Linked DNA regions of Homo sapiens: all the other regions are linked to region 3. Evidence: read pairs that join two places in POLR2A ChIA-PET (ENCODE). Cell type or tissue: A673. All regions are shown on one strand. Each heading gives the region's core, and the rest is flanking DNA. Links, peaks and the distances in the headings are about the cores only.

What was found. Peaks named below come from ENCODE experiments on the same cell type or tissue, not always from the same donor. Only the 100,000 strongest peaks of a DNase experiment are listed, where the experiment ranks them.
Region 1: POLR2A ChIA-PET joins it to region 3 with 10 read pairs; 1 of 35 experiments calls an interaction of 5 or more read pairs at or near these places.
Region 2: POLR2A ChIA-PET joins it to region 3 with 5 read pairs; 3 of 35 experiments call an interaction of 5 or more read pairs at or near these places.

The regions. Positions count from the first base shown.
Region 1 is chr17:29,570,012-29,575,421 of GRCh38, reverse strand. TP53I13 (tumor protein p53 inducible protein 13) reads right to left here. Exons shown (of 7, transcript NM_138349.4): 4 at 3,703-3,831; 5 at 3,365-3,565; 6 at 2,725-3,280; 7 at 2,265-2,610. The coding sequence ends at 2,498. It overlaps GIT1 (GIT ArfGAP 1), which reads left to right. Exons shown (of 20, transcript NM_014030.4): 18 at 1-134; 19 at 280-343; 20 at 508-1,947. The coding sequence ends at 720. Among named protein-coding and RNA genes, the nearest start is that of TP53I13, 4.0 kb to the right of the region's middle. RefSeq lists a silencer at 2,462-2,531. In A673, for the core only: CTCF peaks have their summits at 2,185 and 2,387 (motif pointing right); a DNase peak (open chromatin) is centred at 2,371; H3K27ac peaks cover 444 bases.
Region 2 is chr17:29,784,089-29,789,498 of GRCh38, reverse strand. The region is part of intron 3 of SSH2 (slingshot protein phosphatase 2); the gene reads left to right. Among named protein-coding and RNA genes, the nearest start is that of SSH2, 140 kb to the left of the region's middle. In A673, for the core only: no CTCF peak of the experiment used is centred there; a DNase peak (open chromatin) is centred at 3,188; H3K27ac peaks cover 1,581 bases.
Region 3 is chr17:29,847,617-29,853,026 of GRCh38, reverse strand. SSH2 (slingshot protein phosphatase 2) reads left to right here. Exons shown (of 16, transcript NM_001282129.2): 2 at 4,098-4,178. Among named protein-coding and RNA genes, the nearest start is that of SSH2, 80 kb to the left of the region's middle. In A673, for the core only: no CTCF peak of the experiment used is centred there; a DNase peak (open chromatin) is centred at 2,736.

The DNA.
Region 1 (5,410 bases), core at 109-5,108, 280 kb after region 3:
CCAGAGCTGGAAAGCCTGGATGGAGACCTAGATCCTGGGCTTCCCAGCACAGAGGATGTCATCTTGAAGACAGAGCAGGTCACCAAGAACATTCAGGAACTGTTGCGGGCAGCCCAGGAGTTCAAGCATGACAGGTACTGAGTGGAGGGGGAGGTGAGGGGGATGCAGTTCCTGTTGGCTTCTAGGGTGTTGCAGAGAGCATGAGGGGCCCTGGGTTCTGCTGTCCCTGGGAACCTCCCTTGAGAGCCCCCTGCTTTATAGCCTCCCTTCTCCCCGCAGCTTCGTGCCCTGCTCAGAGAAGATCCATTTGGCTGTGACCGAGATGGCCTCCCTCTTCCCAAAGGTACAGGGGCCAAAGAGAGGACCAGGAGTGGGAGGGCCTCGAGCTGGGGCAGGCGTGGAGAATCCCATCTGATCGCTACCTGGGTGGAGACACAGACAAACTGGGCCCTGATCTCAGCTGGTGGCTTAAAGTCCAAGGTCCAGCCTCACTCCTGCCCCCTCCAGAGGCCAGCCCTGGAGCCAGTGCGGAGCTCACTGCGGCTGCTCAACGCCAGCGCCTACCGGCTGCAGAGTGAGTGCCGGAAGACAGTGCCCCCAGAGCCCGGCGCCCCAGTGGACTTCCAGCTGCTGACTCAGCAGGTGATCCAGTGCGCCTATGACATCGCCAAGGCTGCCAAGCAGCTGGTCACCATCACCACCCGAGAGAAGAAGCAGTGACCTCTCTCCCCACACCCTCACCTGCACCCTAGGACCTCACTGGCCATAGGAGCTGGGCCACTCCAGACATTAATCCCCACCCCAACAGAGCCACTGGCACAAGTGCCCTTAGTGCTGCCACACTCCCTGGCAGCCAGGTGCCCTGGTGCCCACCCCTGTCGAGCCCCTAAGGATGGGGAGGTGGGGGGGCAGGAGCTTCTGTCCCCCACATTCCATGCACCTCCCCTCTGTATATAGCATCTCCCCCCTCCTAGTGAGCAGGGGCCTGCAAGGCATCACTCCCAGCCCCTCGCCTTCTAGGGCACCCTCAGCAAAGGGGCAGGTGGGGACACTCCAAGTGGGGCAGCTCTCCGTACATGCGCCCCACCCCCATGAGCCAGTTCAGCCCTACTGGGGGCTGAGCGGGGGCATCCCCTCCTTTGTACATAGTCTCCATGGATGTCCCTGCCCTGTAGCCACCAGCCCCTTGCTGCTCTCCCTTTAATGCCATATGGCCCCTGCCTAGGGCACAGGCCCCAACCTGTGTGCTGGGGTCCCCAGCAGCAAACACTGGAAAGTCTGTTTTTTTTTTTTCTTTCTTCTTCCCCACCCCTTAATTTTAACTTTGTGGTAACTGAGTGCCCCCGCGTGCCTGCGTGTTGAGTGTGTGGGCGGCAGTGCCGTTCCGGAGGCCTGGTCCATCTGGAGTTTTGAGGGGTGAGGGGACCAGAGCAGTGGGACCAGCATGGGGATCAGCTTCCCTTCCCCACCTGGAGCCAGGGACTGTCCGGGTAGCCAGTTTTGGTCCTGCCAGCTGCCTCCCTGATCCCTCCCCACTCTCGCCCCTTCTCTATGAACTTAAATCAAAAACCACTTCCCTCCATCTCCTCCTGCTCCTGCGTGGAGGGGGAATGTGTGCTGGCTAGGGTGGAGGACTGAGCACCTGAGCCTGGGGCTGGCTCCCCGGGGTCCCCGACTCAGCTGGTGGCTGTGGAGCTGAGTCCCCTCCCCGTAACCTCTGCAAGGCCAGCACCCACCATCACTACCTGCACCTGCTGTGGTCCCACCCTCTGGAGGCCTGGGAACCTGGCTGCAGCCTGGGAAGGCTGGAGAGGCAGACGGTGGGACCCACCAGCTCTCTCCCCATCCCGCTTCTTCCCTGGGGGCCAGGCCCTACCTGTGTGGTGGTGGGTGGGCTGTCAAGACGTGTCATGTACATTTGTATCAAAAATAAAGAAGTGACCATGAGCTGTTTCTGATGCTTAGAGAATGGGGGCTGGAGGGAGGTGGCAGACATGAAGGGTGACTGCAAGTGCCCCAGGACCCCCGCCCTAGGGAAGCCCCTGTGCTGGGAACGTCTGTCTAGTGGAAGAGTTAGTTTGCGAATAACAAAGCTAACATGTATGACGATAACGCCACCCTCCCACGAGCACATTCCTAAAGCCCCATGTCCAGGGACAGGTTGGCCAGCGGGGGCGGGCTGCCTCAAACACCACCTCCATGGCCTAGGACGAGGGTCCGGGTGGGAGTCTCTGTGCGGCAGATGCACAAGCTCAACTCCAGAGTCTACTAAAAATAATTTAATTAGAAACGGAGTTTTGGCAAGGGAGGCAGAAGCGGCTCCTTTTCTCCCCTTGGCCGCCCACTCAGCAACCAACAAGGAGGAAAGCCCCCGCAGTGCTCGGCCAGTGCCGCGCCATCGCCACCAGGGAGCGCCCCGCGCGCGGTCCACGTGGCAGAGGTCGCGGCCTCGCGGCGCGGGGAGGAGCCGCACGCCACAGTGGCAGGTCCCAGGCCGTCACTCCGAGCTCTCGCCTTCCGGGCCGCTGTCCGGCGTGGGCGGGAGGAGGGGTCTCCGGCGCGAGCGCTTGACCCGGCGCGAGGGCTGCAGCAGCCTCCGCTTCAGCACAGCTGTGGGCCGGGCGCCGAGCAGTCAAGGGCGGGAGGGCAGGGAAGCTACGGGGGGCGGCGGGCGACGCGAGGTGGGGCGGGGGCCTCGGGTAGGGTAGGGAGGGAACTCCTCACCAGCCACTGTGTCCTGGCTGTCCGCTGTGGGCCCCCAGTAGATGCTCTCCCCGCGTCGGAAGTTTCTGTGCAGCCGTGTGCAGAGCGTGGCCAGGGTGAGCAGCACCAGCAGGAAGGTCAGGGCCATGGCAGCCCAGGCGGCCTCTTCAGTGCGTGGGGTGGGGCCCCGGGCTGCCCGTGGAGGCGCTGCTGCGCGAGGGGCCGGGGAAGCCTGACTTGAACAGACACAGCCCCCTGGGCTGCCTTGCCCGTTGGGCACCTGAGCCTCTGTCCTGGAGCTGGCATTGCCTCCAGGCGCCCCCGGCAGCAGGGAGACAGTGGGCACAGATGGGGCATTACTCTCCCTACCAGGGATTCCCGCCATGGACTGCTTGGCCTTCAAGCTCCCTGGGGAAGCAGAGGGAAACCTCAGGGCTGAGCGAGTGGGCTGGGGACCAAGGGCAGCCCGCAGCCTCCGCCTCTTGGCACCACTAGAAGAGGGCTGCCTGGGCCCTTGAGATGTCACCTCTGTGCCAGGGGGCCGCCAGCTCCGCAGAGCAAAGGCCAGAGCCAGGGCCTAAGGAGAGGAGAGAGAGCAATCACCCTGCTGCCCCTCTCAGAGAACCCGAGGGCCAACAAGCCTGGGCCCAGCGTCTCTCACCTGCACACACCCTCTTCGGCACAGCCTCCCTCTACCGGGAGTTGGCTCGGAGGGAGCAGGCCCTGAAAGGCTTTCACAGTAGATCCATGCCTTCTTCTTCCTCTGCTTCCTCCTCCGCCTCCTCATCAGCCAGTGGGCAGCCCAGGCTGGCTCTACCCAGGCCATCTCCAGCGCCAGCCCCCATGCAGTCAGCACCAGGGGCTACGAGAGGAGGTAACTGTTAGAGCTACGAGGAAGGTGGGGACAAACAAGAGGAAACCCTTGAATTTTCCATTCCCTGCACACGGGGCCATAGCCTTCTGCCAGGGCCAGGCAAGCGCCTTTCATCAGCTACATACCCGATCCTGCGTGAGGCTGAAGTCAGGGGTGAGGGAAGGGTTAGCCATACAAGCATAGGCCAGGAGGGCAAGCTGGAGCTTCAGCCAGGGATGGGCACAGGGGTGGTAGAGGAAGGTGACATCCTCAGCCTGGAGGAAAGGCACAGAGACATCAAAGCAGGCCCAGAGCCCTCCCAGAGAATCTCAAGTTCTCCCATCCAGGGGACCAGTTTAAAGGTACTCCCAGGATAGCTGGATGGCTCTTCTACCTTCAGGGCCCAGGAAAGGACAAAGGGCCCTGGGTATTGGCATGTACCCACTCTTGCCTCTGAGTGTTCCTTTCACCCTTCCTCTCCATCAAGTGCCACCCTTCAAAGCTCACAGCATGCCTGGATAATCCTGCCAGACTCAGACCACACTCTAGCCATATTTCCCTGCAGGTGTAACGATGGCTCTACAGGTCCACAATCCAAGCCATAAGCAACCCCCAAATGAAGACCATCGATCCAATCTATACAGTCTCCCAAGAGCATCCAAATACAGGGCAGGCAGGCAGCAGGTGCACAATCTCAGGATGGAAATACTCCATCAATCATTCATTATTCTTTGATTGAGTTGACTTGGTGCTCAGTGCTGTGCTAGATGCTGTGGGAGATGCCAAAGAACTCCTGGACTCTGCTTGCAAGGAGTGTGTGAGAAACTCAGGGAAACAACTAATGCAAATAAAACAGCAAACTAATAAAACTTAGTGATTAGTTGTTAAATTATCAGAGATAGATTCAGAGGAGGAGGGGAGGAATAAAGGCTGATGCCATCGGGCAGTGTCTCAGGGGGAGCTGATGCCAGCTGGGACTGGGAAGATGGCTGGGGGAGTATGGCAGGAGGGCAGGGAGCTGCACTCTCCGAGTCAGGATAGGCCAGGTGTGGAGGAGAATAAACAGGAGCAAAGGGGCTGTGGTAAGGGCGAGGCTGGCACTCATTTGTGTGGCAAACAGCCCGACACAACTGGAGAGGAACCAAGGATGTGGAGAGGTCAGACGAAGCTTACTTAAGTAAGGCCTGAAAAGCCAGGCCGGAGAATATGGCCACGATAAGGTGGGAAATAAGGAGCCATTGACAGTTTGTGAACAGAGGAATGACTTCATGAAAGGGCTGTTTGAGGAAAGGAATCTGATAGGTGGCGTGAGGCAACAACTCTTGGCCTGGAGCTATTACAGAGAATTTTTTTTTTTTTTTGAGACAGTCTCGCTCTGTCGCCAGGCTGGAGTGCAGTGGCATGGTCTCGGCTCACTGCAACCTCTGCCTCCTGGGCTCAAGCAATTCTCCTGCCTCAGCCTCCCAAGTAGCTGGGATTACAGGGGTGTGCCACCACGCCCAGCTAATTTTTGTATTTTTAGTAGAGACAGGGTTTCACCATGTTGGCCAAGCTGGTCTTGAACTCCTGACCTCAGGTGTTCCACCCGCCTCAGCCTCCTAAAGTACTGGGATTACAGGTGTGAGCCACCATGCCTGGCCAATTTAAGTTAGGTATTTCAGGCCAGGCATGGTGGCTCACACCTGTAATCCCAGCACTTGGGAGGCTGAGGCAGGCAGATCACTTGAGGTCAGGAGCTCAAGACCAGCGTGGGCAACATGGTGAAACCTCGTCTCTACTAAAAATACAAAATTAGCTAAGCTAGGTGGCACACGCCTGTAATCCCAGCTGCTCGGGAGGCTGTGGCATAAGAAT
Region 2 (5,410 bases), core at 162-5,161, 64 kb after region 3:
AAGGATAATGCGTAGTCACAGTCTTCCTTTATTCCATTTCATTTTCTCTGTTTCCCTTAGTCCTAGCTGGCAGTATTTCTGTTTGCATAATCCCTTCTCTATCCTGGCTTCTATTGAGATGGCTGATTAGGCCTGTGGTTCACACCAACACTACCCTCCTTATATGGTCAGTCAGCCACACTGTTGGTGTTCCCTTCCAAACATGCTTTCTCATTTTTTGCAATATGCACAGGCAGAGAATGTTCCAAGTAAGTTCTGGTTCCCTTTTGCTTAACTATTCCTTCTGCAATTCATTTCTCTCTTTTTGCATTTTATTATAGCAGCCAGAAGGAGCCAAACCACTCCTTCACCACTTTGCTTAGAAACCACTGTAGTTGAATGTCCAATTCCACTGTTGCAAGTTCTACCTTCCACAAAATACTAGAACACAAACACAATCCAGCCCAAGTTCTTTGCCACTTTATAACAAGGATTGCCTTTTCTCCATTGTCCACTAACATGTTTCTTGTTTCCATCTGAGCCTTCGTCAGAAAGGGCTTTTCCATCCATATTTCTACAAATATTCTGTTCGTGGTTCTTTATGTATTCTCTAAGAAGATGGAAGCATTTTCTCCAGATCTCCTCTATCCTTTCTGAGCACTCACCAGAATTGCCTTTAGCAATCCCTTCATGGCAATCTTGGCTTTTTCTAGCATGCACTTCAAAACTCTTCTACCCATTACCTGGTTTCAAAGCCTCAGCACCCCATTTCTCAGGACCAATATCTGTATTAGTCAGGGTTCTTTAGAGAAATAGAACCAAAAAGGGTATCTCATAGAGATAGATAGATATATATAGAGAGAGGGAGAGAGGGAGGGAGGAAGGGAGGAAGGGAGGAAGGGAGGGAGAGAGTGAGGGAAAGAAAGAAAAAAGAGAGAGAAAGAAAGAAAGAAAAGAAAGAAATTGATTCTAAGTAAATGGTTTACATTATTGAGGCTGAGAAGTCCCAAGATCTGTAGGCTGGAAACCCAGGAGAACTAATGGTATAGTTCCAGTCCAAGTCCAAAGGCTTAAAGAACTAGGAGAGCCAATGGTGGCTCAGTCCACCATTTGCTGAGTCCAAGTCTGAGTCCGAAAATAGAAGACCAATGTCCTTGCTCAAAGGCAGAAGGAGGAACTTCTCCCTTATTCAGCCTTTTGTTCTATTCAGGCCTTCAATAGATTGAGTGAGGACTACCCACACTGGAGAGGACAGTCTGCTTTACCCAGTCTACTGATTCAAAGGTTAATATTATCCAGAAACACCCTCACAGATAAGCCGAGAATAATATTTAACCAAATACTGGACATCCTGTGACCCAGTCAGGTTGATGGTTGACACATAAAATTAACCATCATACAACCCAATTAAAAAATAAGCAAAGAACTTGAATAGACATTTCTCCAAAGAAGATAAACAAATAAGCAATAAGCATATGAAAAGATGCTCAAGGCCGAATGCAGTGACTCATGCCTGTAATTCCAGCACTTGGGAGGCTGAGAAGGAAGGATTGCTTGAGCCCAGGAGTTTGAGACCAGCCTGGGAAACATGGCAAGACCCCATCTCTACAAAAGATAAAAAAATTTAGCCAGGTGTGGTGTCACACACCTGTCCCAGCTACTCAGAATGTTGAGGTGGGAAGACTGCTTGAGTCCAGGAATTAAAGGCTGTGGTGAGCTAAGAAGGTTCCACTGCACTCCAGCCTGGGTAACAGTACAAGACCCTGTCTCTTAAAAAAAAAAAAAAAATCAAAATCACTAATCATTAAGGAAATGCAAATTGAAACCACGGTGAGATACTACCTCATACCCATTAGGATGGCCACTATCAACATAAAGCGTTGGTGAGGATATGGAGAAATTGGAAGCCTTGTGCACTATTGGTGGGAATGTAAAATGGCATAGCTGCAATGGAAAATAGTATGGTGATTCTTCAAAAAATTAAAAATAGAATATGATCATATGATCCAGCAATTCCACTTCTGGACTCCTGGGTAGATACCTAAAAGAATTGAAAGCAGGGTCTTAAGAGATTCATACACCCGTGTTCATAGCAACATTATTCACAATAGCCAAGAGATGGAAGCAACCCAAGTGTTCATCAACGATGAATGGATAAACAAAATGAGGTATTATATGTACAGTGGAATATTGTTCAGCCTTTAAAAAGGAAATAAGTTCTGACATGCCACAACGTGGGTAAAAATGAGGACATTAAGCTAAGTGAAATAAGCCAATCACAAAAAGTCAAATACTGTATGATTCCACTTACATGAGATACCTAGAATAATCAAATTCATGCGGACAGAATAATGGTGACTGGGGGATGGATGGAGTGGGAAGTTATTGCCTAGTGGGTACGGAGCTTCAGTTTTGGAAGATGAAAAAAGTTCTAGAAATGGATAGTGGTGGTGGTTGCACAACATTGTGAACGTACTTAATGCCAGTGAACTGTACACTTAAAAGTAGTTAAGATGGAAATTTTTATGTTTATTTTACCACAATTAAGAAACAATGTATTTATGCCATACTAGCCCCTTTTTGTGATTGATTGATTGAGACAGGGTCTTGCTCTGCCACACAGGCGGGAGTGCAGCGATACAGTAATGGGCTCAGTCCCACTTGAGCCTCCCAAGTAGCTGAGACCACCGGCATGCACCACTATGCCCAGCTAATATTTTCTGTTATTTTTGTAGAGACAGGGTCTCCCTATGTTGCCTAGGCTGGTCTCAAACTGCTGGGCTCAAGTGATCCTCCTGCCTCAGCCTCCCAAAGTGCTGGGATTACAAGTGTGAGCCACCATGGCTGGCCACCTTTTTGTGATATTTGAACTCCAGCAATATTTTTTTTTTCTCAGAAGACAGGCATAAAAAGATAACATAATTACAGAAAATCAGGTTTTATATCATTGACTATTGTTGCAGTACTTTTCCTTAGTTCAGCTAAAGACAGAGTTATTGTCCCATGGCAACAAAAATTTAGGCTCACAGATGATTGAAGGGTGAGAATAATGGGATTTATGGGGCAAAAAGGAAAACAAAGGGGGAACAGGGACTTTCTGCAAGGCTAGAATTCCTGCTGGTTCCTTCCTGCCTTGCAGTTTGAATCCCAGGTTTCACAAAGGAAGAGGAGGGGCCAGGCTCCTCCCCATGCAAATTGTGCGAACTTCCCGAAGCTCCACCTCAGTATGCAGGCTGGCTGGAGTTTTGCCAGGGAACCTTTCCAACCTGTTTGTCTCACTATTTGGTCAAAAGATAAATGGATGAAATTTGATGCCAGTATTTCCTTTGCATATTTATGAACTCAACTTTTTCTTGTGTGATGACCCACTTTGCTGACCGGGGAATAGCCAGGAAAATAACTATAGAAGTAAACAGGGCCGGGCGCGGCGGCTCACGCCTGTAATCCCAGCACTTTGGGAGGCCGAGGCGGGTGGATCACCAGGTCAGGAGATCAAGACCATCCTGGCTGACACGGTGAAACCCGGTCTCTACTAAAAATACAAAAAACTAGCCGGGCGTGATGGCGGGCGCCTGTAATCCCAGCTACTGGGGAGGCTGAGGCAGGAGAATGGTGTGAACCCAGGAGGCAGAGCTTGCAGTGAGCCGAGATCGCGCCACTGCACTCCAGCCTGGGCTACACAGGCAGACTCCGTCTAAAAAAAAAAAAAAAAAAGTAAACGGACTGGGCGCGGTGACTCGCGCCTGCAATCCCAGCACTTTGAGAAGCCGAGGTGGGTGGATCTCGAGGTCACGAGTTCGAGACCAGCCTGGTCAACATGGCAAAACCCCCATCCCTACTAAAAATACAAAAATTAGTTGAGCGTGATGGCACGCTCCTGTAATCCCAGCTACTCAGGAGGCTGAGGCAGGAGAATCGCTTGAACCCGGGAAGCAGAGGTTGCAGTGAGCAGAGATGGTACCACTGCACTCCAGAGCCTGGGCAACAGAGTAAGACTCTGTCTCAAAAAAAAAAAAAAAAAAAAAAAATGAAACGCCAATATTCAAACATATTAACTGTAAACAGCTGTCTCATATGGGTCAACCTAATACAATTATAAGATGATAAATAAAAATGAACAAGATTGCACTGAAATATATCTTGCAATCTCAGGACACCTTTTTTAAGGTGAATAGTGAATAGTTATGATAGGAAACAAAGTACTTTGAGATCTTAATTTAATTTTAATTATAGTAGAATTCTTTCATTCTTGTGTGTGCCAACCCCAAGATAAGAACTGTATAAAGTAAGGAGTTTTACATTTCTTCTCTCAATTCCAGCAATACATATAATATATTATACTTTTTTTGATTACTTTGAAAATGAAGAAATTATTTTTCATGTTCAGCTGAAACCCTCCCCTATTTTTAAGCCTGGTTTCTTCCTCTTTAGTCTTTCATGGACATAAAAAATTACTCACCATCTGCTGAAAAAATTCTTCACCTTTGAAAATTTGGTCTTTATAAGGGAAAAATGAAGCAAAATAAAAACAAAACAAAAAGAAAATTTGGTCTTTTCCTCAGTTGTTTCAAAGATAGCAATGAAAATAAAATTTGCAGCAGAGGAGAGGAAAAAAGCAATGTGGGCCAGAGCTGAGTCATGATGAATGAATGGGATTTAGATAGGAGAACAGAAGAAAAGGGTAGCATTCCAAACATAGGAGAGTGGGGAGAATGGAAGGATATCATCAAAAGTCTGAAAATAGGAGCTAATGTGTTTTAGGAAAGTAAGAAGGTAACTGTCTATACCTTAAAAGCAGAGGAGTTTCAATTTGATAGATCTATGTGTAGAAGAATGACATGACTAATTCTAAATATCACCAACCATTATTCAGGAGGTCATAGGATTCACAACTTCCCTAATTATTCTTTTTTTTTTTTTTGAGAAGGAGTCTAGCTCTGTCACCCAGGCTGGAGTGCAGTGGGGTGCAATCTCGGCTCACTGCAACCTCCGCCTCCTGGATTCAAGTGATTCTCCTGTCTCAGCCTCCCAAGAAGCTGGGATTACAGGCACCCGTCACCACACCCAGCTAATTTTTGTAACCTGACCTCAAGCGATTCACCTGCCTCGGCCCCCAATTACTCTTTTTTTTTTTTGAGATGGAATCTTGGTCTGTCGCCCAGGGTGGAATGCAATGGCACAATCTTGGCTCATTGCAACCTCCATCTCCCAGGTTCACGTGATTCTCCTGCCTCAGCCTCCTGAGTAGCTGGGATTACAGGTGCGTGCCACCACGCCCAGCCTATTTTTATTTTTAGTAGAGATGGGGTTTAACCATGTTGGCCAGGCTGGTCTCTAACTCCTGATCTCAGGTGATCCACCCACCTTGGCCTCCCAAAGTGCCAGGATTGCAGGCATGAGCCACCGCGTCCAGCCCCCAATTACTCTTTTT
Region 3 (5,410 bases), core at 81-5,080:
AGAAATGACTATTTTGTCAAACGCTTTTTAGCATCTATTTAAATAATTGTGTAGTTTAGTAGAGGTCCTAAATATTAATTCGTCCTTGCAATCTTGGAATAAGCCATATACTCATGAGAAAGACTGTTCACTCTGCAGAACCCGGAAACAATTCAGGAATTAGAATTACCAGGTCTTGGCTGGGCATGGTGGCTCACGCCTATAATCCCAGCACTTTGGGAGGCCGAGGTGGGTGGATCACGAGGTGAGGAGATAGAGACCATCCTGGCTAACACCATGAAACCCCATCTCTACTAAAAATACAAAAAATTAGCCGGCGTGGTGGCACGCGCCTGTAGTCCCAGCTACTCGGGAGGCTGAGGCAGGAGAATTGCTTGAACCCAGGAGGCGGAGGTTGCAGAGAGCAAAGATTGCGCCACTGTACTCCAGCCTGGATGACAGAACGGGACTCCGTCTCAAAAAAAAAAAAAAATTACCAGGTTTCAGAAGGCAGGGAAATGAACTTGACCTTTGTCCTTTGTCTTCCTTTAGGTTTCTCAGAATTTAATTTAGAACTAAATATGTTGGTTGCAAGTAAACAATTGTTCCATGAACCAATTATGTTGTAATGCCATCAGCCCACTTTAATGGATACCTTGTATCTTAATGAATTGTTTCAATTGATGAATATATATATAAAGTCTTAAAATAACTTTAGGAATGCAAGTGTGGTTACAGGACCTCTTTCTTGAAAGGTCATTTTTTTTTTCTTTGAGACAGAGTGTCACTCTGTCACCCATTCTGGTGGCGTGATCTTGGCTCACTGCAACCTTCATCTCCCGGGTTGAAGTGATTCTTCTGTCTCAGCCTCCCCAGTAGCTGGGATTACGATTGAGCACCACCACACCTGGCTAATTTTTGTATTTTTAGTAGAGACGGGTTTTCACCATGTTGGGCAGGCTGGTCTCGAACTCCTGACCTCAGGTGGTCCACCCACCTTGGCCTCCCAAAGTGCTGGGATTACAGGCATGAGCCACCGTGCCCAGCCGAAAGGTCATTTTGAAAGAGCTAGTGTGGACATCTGAAATATTTATAAGAATGAAAGCTGCAACATCTTAACTAGTGTAATTTGGTTTAATTTTTACTTTTCTCTCTTCAGGTCTGTTTTGTTTTGTTTTTGGACACAGGATCTAGCTCTGTTGCCCAGGCCAGATGGCAGTGGCACAATTATGGCTCACTTGAAGCCTCGAACTCCTAAACTCAAGTTATCCTCCCACCTCGGCCTCCCAACTAGCCAGGCCTACAGAGGTGTGCCACCATACTTGGCTGATTATTATTATTTTTTTTTTGTCATGAAGATGGGGTCTTACTATGTTGCCCAGGCAGGTTTCCAACTCCTGGGCTCAAGCTCTCTCCAGTTTTTATCATTATTATTATTATTATTAATTTTTTTTGAGATGGCGTTTCGCTCTTATTGCCCAGGCTGGAGTGCTATGGCCATGATCTTGGCTCACTGTAACCTCCACCACCTGGGTTCAAGCGATTCTCCTGCCTCAGCCTCCAGGGTAGCTGGGATTACAGGTGCCCGCCACCATGCCCAGCTAATTTTTTGTATTTTTAGTAGAGACGGGATTTGACCACATTGGCCAGGCCGGTCTTGAACTCCTGACCTCAGGTGATCCACCCGCCTCCCAAAGTGTTGGGATTACAGGTGTGAGCCACCGTGCCCAGCCTCTCTCTAGTTTTTATACTGTGACAATGACAAGCCACTTTTGATGTGCTTAGTATTATCTATATTATTATCTGTTGTAGTATGAGAGCTTGGGAAGATTGAAAACAGCTCTGATCTCTACCATTTTAATTCTTTCAAATATTTATTATTAAGCCTTTAGCTTTCCTAATACGAGTTCCAGAAGTCTTCAAATATTTTATATATTTTTTAAGCTAGATGGAGAGTAAATGTTCTTATTCTCCCCCCTCCAAAATATAAGAGAACAAGAATTAAAAAGACTTTACATTTGTAGGATTTTTAGCAATAATTTTTGTTTGTTTGTTTCTTTTTTGAGATGGAGTCTCGCTCTGTAGCCCAGGCTGGAGTGCAGTGGCGCGATCTCGGCTCACTGCAACCTCCACCTCCCAGGTTCACGCCATTCTCCTGCCTCAACCTCCCGAGTAGGTGGGACTGCAGGCGCCCGCCACCACACCCGGCTAATTTTTTGCATTTTTAGTAGAGACGGGGTTTCACCATGTTAGTCAGGATGGTCTTGATCTCCTGACCTCGTGATCCACCCGCCTCGGCCTCCCAAAGTGCTGGGATTATAGGCGTGAGCCACCACGCTCGGGCAACAATGATTTTAAATATTTGGTTATTTCTGATTATTTTCTAAAAGAGGAAGAGAGAGGGACAATGCCAGATGAGACTTGGTTTTAAGACAGAAAACTAAAAGTAGACAAAGGGTCAGAGTAGAAAAAAAATGAGAAGGAAGTAAACCAGGAGCAAGGCTGTTATCAGAAAGAGTAACTCTGAGCTTTACTTTCTTTAAGTTTATTTGCACTCTAAAACTCTTATCTCTGAGGGTATACTTTAGATGAAACACAGCCCTACCTGTGAAAAATTAAAGTAGGAATCAACTAGGATAGCCATGAAGTAGTTATAAGTTTCAGCCACTGGTAGTGAGAAGTTTTAATGACGTAAGCTTATGCATCAATGATCCATGTAGGGATAACTCAGTTTCCAGCTGCTGTTAGCTAAACAGCAAACATTTGAATAGAATCTAATGAGTCAGAGTTGGAGCCTTTTCTGTTCCCTTTTTTGAGTTGTTAGTCATAGGGAAAAATACTCCTATGTTACCAGCTAATTATTTCACTCCTTTGTCTTATTTTCCTTGTCTGTCTTCTAGACAGATTTTTAGAAAGAGATTAGAGAACAGAAGAAAAGGTTTTAAATTGTTTTCTGGTGCCTGTTGGGGGACTTGGGTAGGGCATGTCTCCTGGCTCTTTTTTTTTTTTTTTTTTTTTGAGATGGAGTCTTGCACTGTCACCCAGGCTGGAGTGCAATGGCGTGATCTCAGCTCACTGAAACCTCCGCCCCCTGGGTTCATGCGATTCTCCTGCCTCAGCCTCCCTAGTAGCTGGGATTACAGGCACACACTGCCATGCCCGGCTAATATATATATATATATATATATATACTTTTTTTTTTTTTTTTGTAGTACAGACAGGGTTTTACTATGTTGGCCAGGCTGGTCTCAAACTCCTAACCTCAGGTGATCTGCCTGCCTCAGCCTCCCAAAGTGCTAGGATTAGCAGGCATGAGCCACTGTGCCTGGCCTGTCTCTTGGCTCATATGAACACTTGGCAGCAGAGAGCTAATGAGGCTAGGCTAAGAGTTAGATCCCGTAATCAGGCCCTATGCTATATTCTATAGCCTATCTCTAAACAAATACATCAAATGTGTATCTTTGGATGTGAAGATAAATGAACACAAATCTATCCCCAGTCTGAGAAGAGTTCAGAGTACATACTACAAAGGATTAGCAGCACCATCTTTTTTTTTTTTTTTTTTTTTTGAGACGGAGTCTCGCTCTGTCGCCCAGGCTGGAGTACAGTGGCGCGATCTCGGCTCACTGCAAGCTCAGCCTTCCGGGTTCACGCCATTCTCCTGCCTCAGCCTCCCGAGTAGCTGGGACTACAGGCACCGGCCACCACACCCGGCTAATTTTTTCTATTTTTAGTAGAGACCAGGTTTCACTGTGTTAGCTGGGATAGTCTCGATCTCCTGACCTTGTGATCCTCCTGCCTCCGCCTCCCAAAGTGCTGGGATTACAGGCGTGAGCCACTGTGCCCGGCTAGCAGCACCATCTTTACAGAAAAAGATGTGCTGGCTCTTTCCCCAAATCGGGAAACCATAGGAAATGCTTCAGTTGATCAAGCATTCCTCAATCAACTAACCAGTCACCTTGTTGGCAGTGTTCTCTCAAAATAGCCATCACTAATCAGAATTGCAGCTTCTCACCTGTGAGCTAACACCACTGACTCAGTGATTTCAGCTTGCTTTTCCCCTCGTGCTTATGGGCCCATTCGTTTGGATCTCTGAAATGATCTTGTTTGTATTACAGAGCTCTCATTTGGAAGACAGTGAATCAGCAGCATTACTTTGCTGTGAATGTGAAGAATCAGAAATCTTTACTGATTCCAATGTACGTAGGTATATGTTTTTATACAGACTTTGGTGATTCAAGTAAAATCTTATTGGGTAAATTTGGCTATTAAATGCAACTGATATAGTGCCTATTATTTTATCTATTTGACCCCATTCAGCCAAATGTCTGGGAAGGCAAATAGGTGGCTTAGAATGAGTGTATATATAAACAGTATGGTACATTTATATGCATAATGCCATGGCAATGACCACTCAAAAGTTATTTATCAAAGTAGAAAAAATGTGGCATCTTGGAACCTTGAGTGAGTCTCCTTCAATAAAGAGTGTGACTCTTTTTGTGGGATTTTTTTCCCCTCATGCACACATTTTTTTAATGGTCAATAGTATTATTCTTTTCCCTGTGGCAACTGCTTGGTATTGGTGCTGCCACAGGGCCTTTATTCCTCACGTACATGGGCCTCACATGTCTTAGCTATTGATAATGTTAAGCCAAATAGTGTTATAATCACTGGACTGGAAACCCGACCTGATCATCTTAAATGTAGAACTTTATCTAACTACATTTCATGGGATGTTATAAATTTTACTTATCCCATCTGACCTCCTGCTTACTTACCCACAAGAGTCAGGCTGAAGTTAGAGAACAACTTAAATTGACTTATTTTTGTGTGTTGCAATGAGCAGTGGAAATTCTCAGTATATCCTGAGATATAAGTGAACTTCCCCCTGAGTATTGAATGGCCTAGTAGTGATGCAGGACAGATAATCCCCCAAACTGGGGCTTAGCCCAGGAGGGTTCTTAGTTTCACCAGGAAAGAAATCAAGGGCAAACCTGTGGTGTTAGACAGCAATCTTTTATTGAACAGTACTGCTCCTTGTGGAACAGCACTAACTCATAGATAGTGTACCCAGAGTCTGCAACGTGTGGGCTCTTGGCAACTGTATATATACTCGCTTATACCCACTTTCAATTACATGTAAATTAAGGGGCAGGTTAATGCAAATTGAGGGGTGGGTTATTTAGAACTTTCTAGGAAAGGGGCAGTAACTTCTGGGTCATTGCCATGGCATTTGTAAACTGTCATGATGCTGGTGGGAGTGTCCATGCTAATGAGCAATGAGGGCAGCCAGGGATTGCCCTTGTCACAGTCTGCTGGTTTTGGCCAGTTTCTTTGCTTTATCCCATCTGGAACAGATCCTACTTTGTTCAGCAGTGTTGTGACCAGAAAACAAGTCCTGCTGGACTCTTGCCTTATTAGTTCATACACA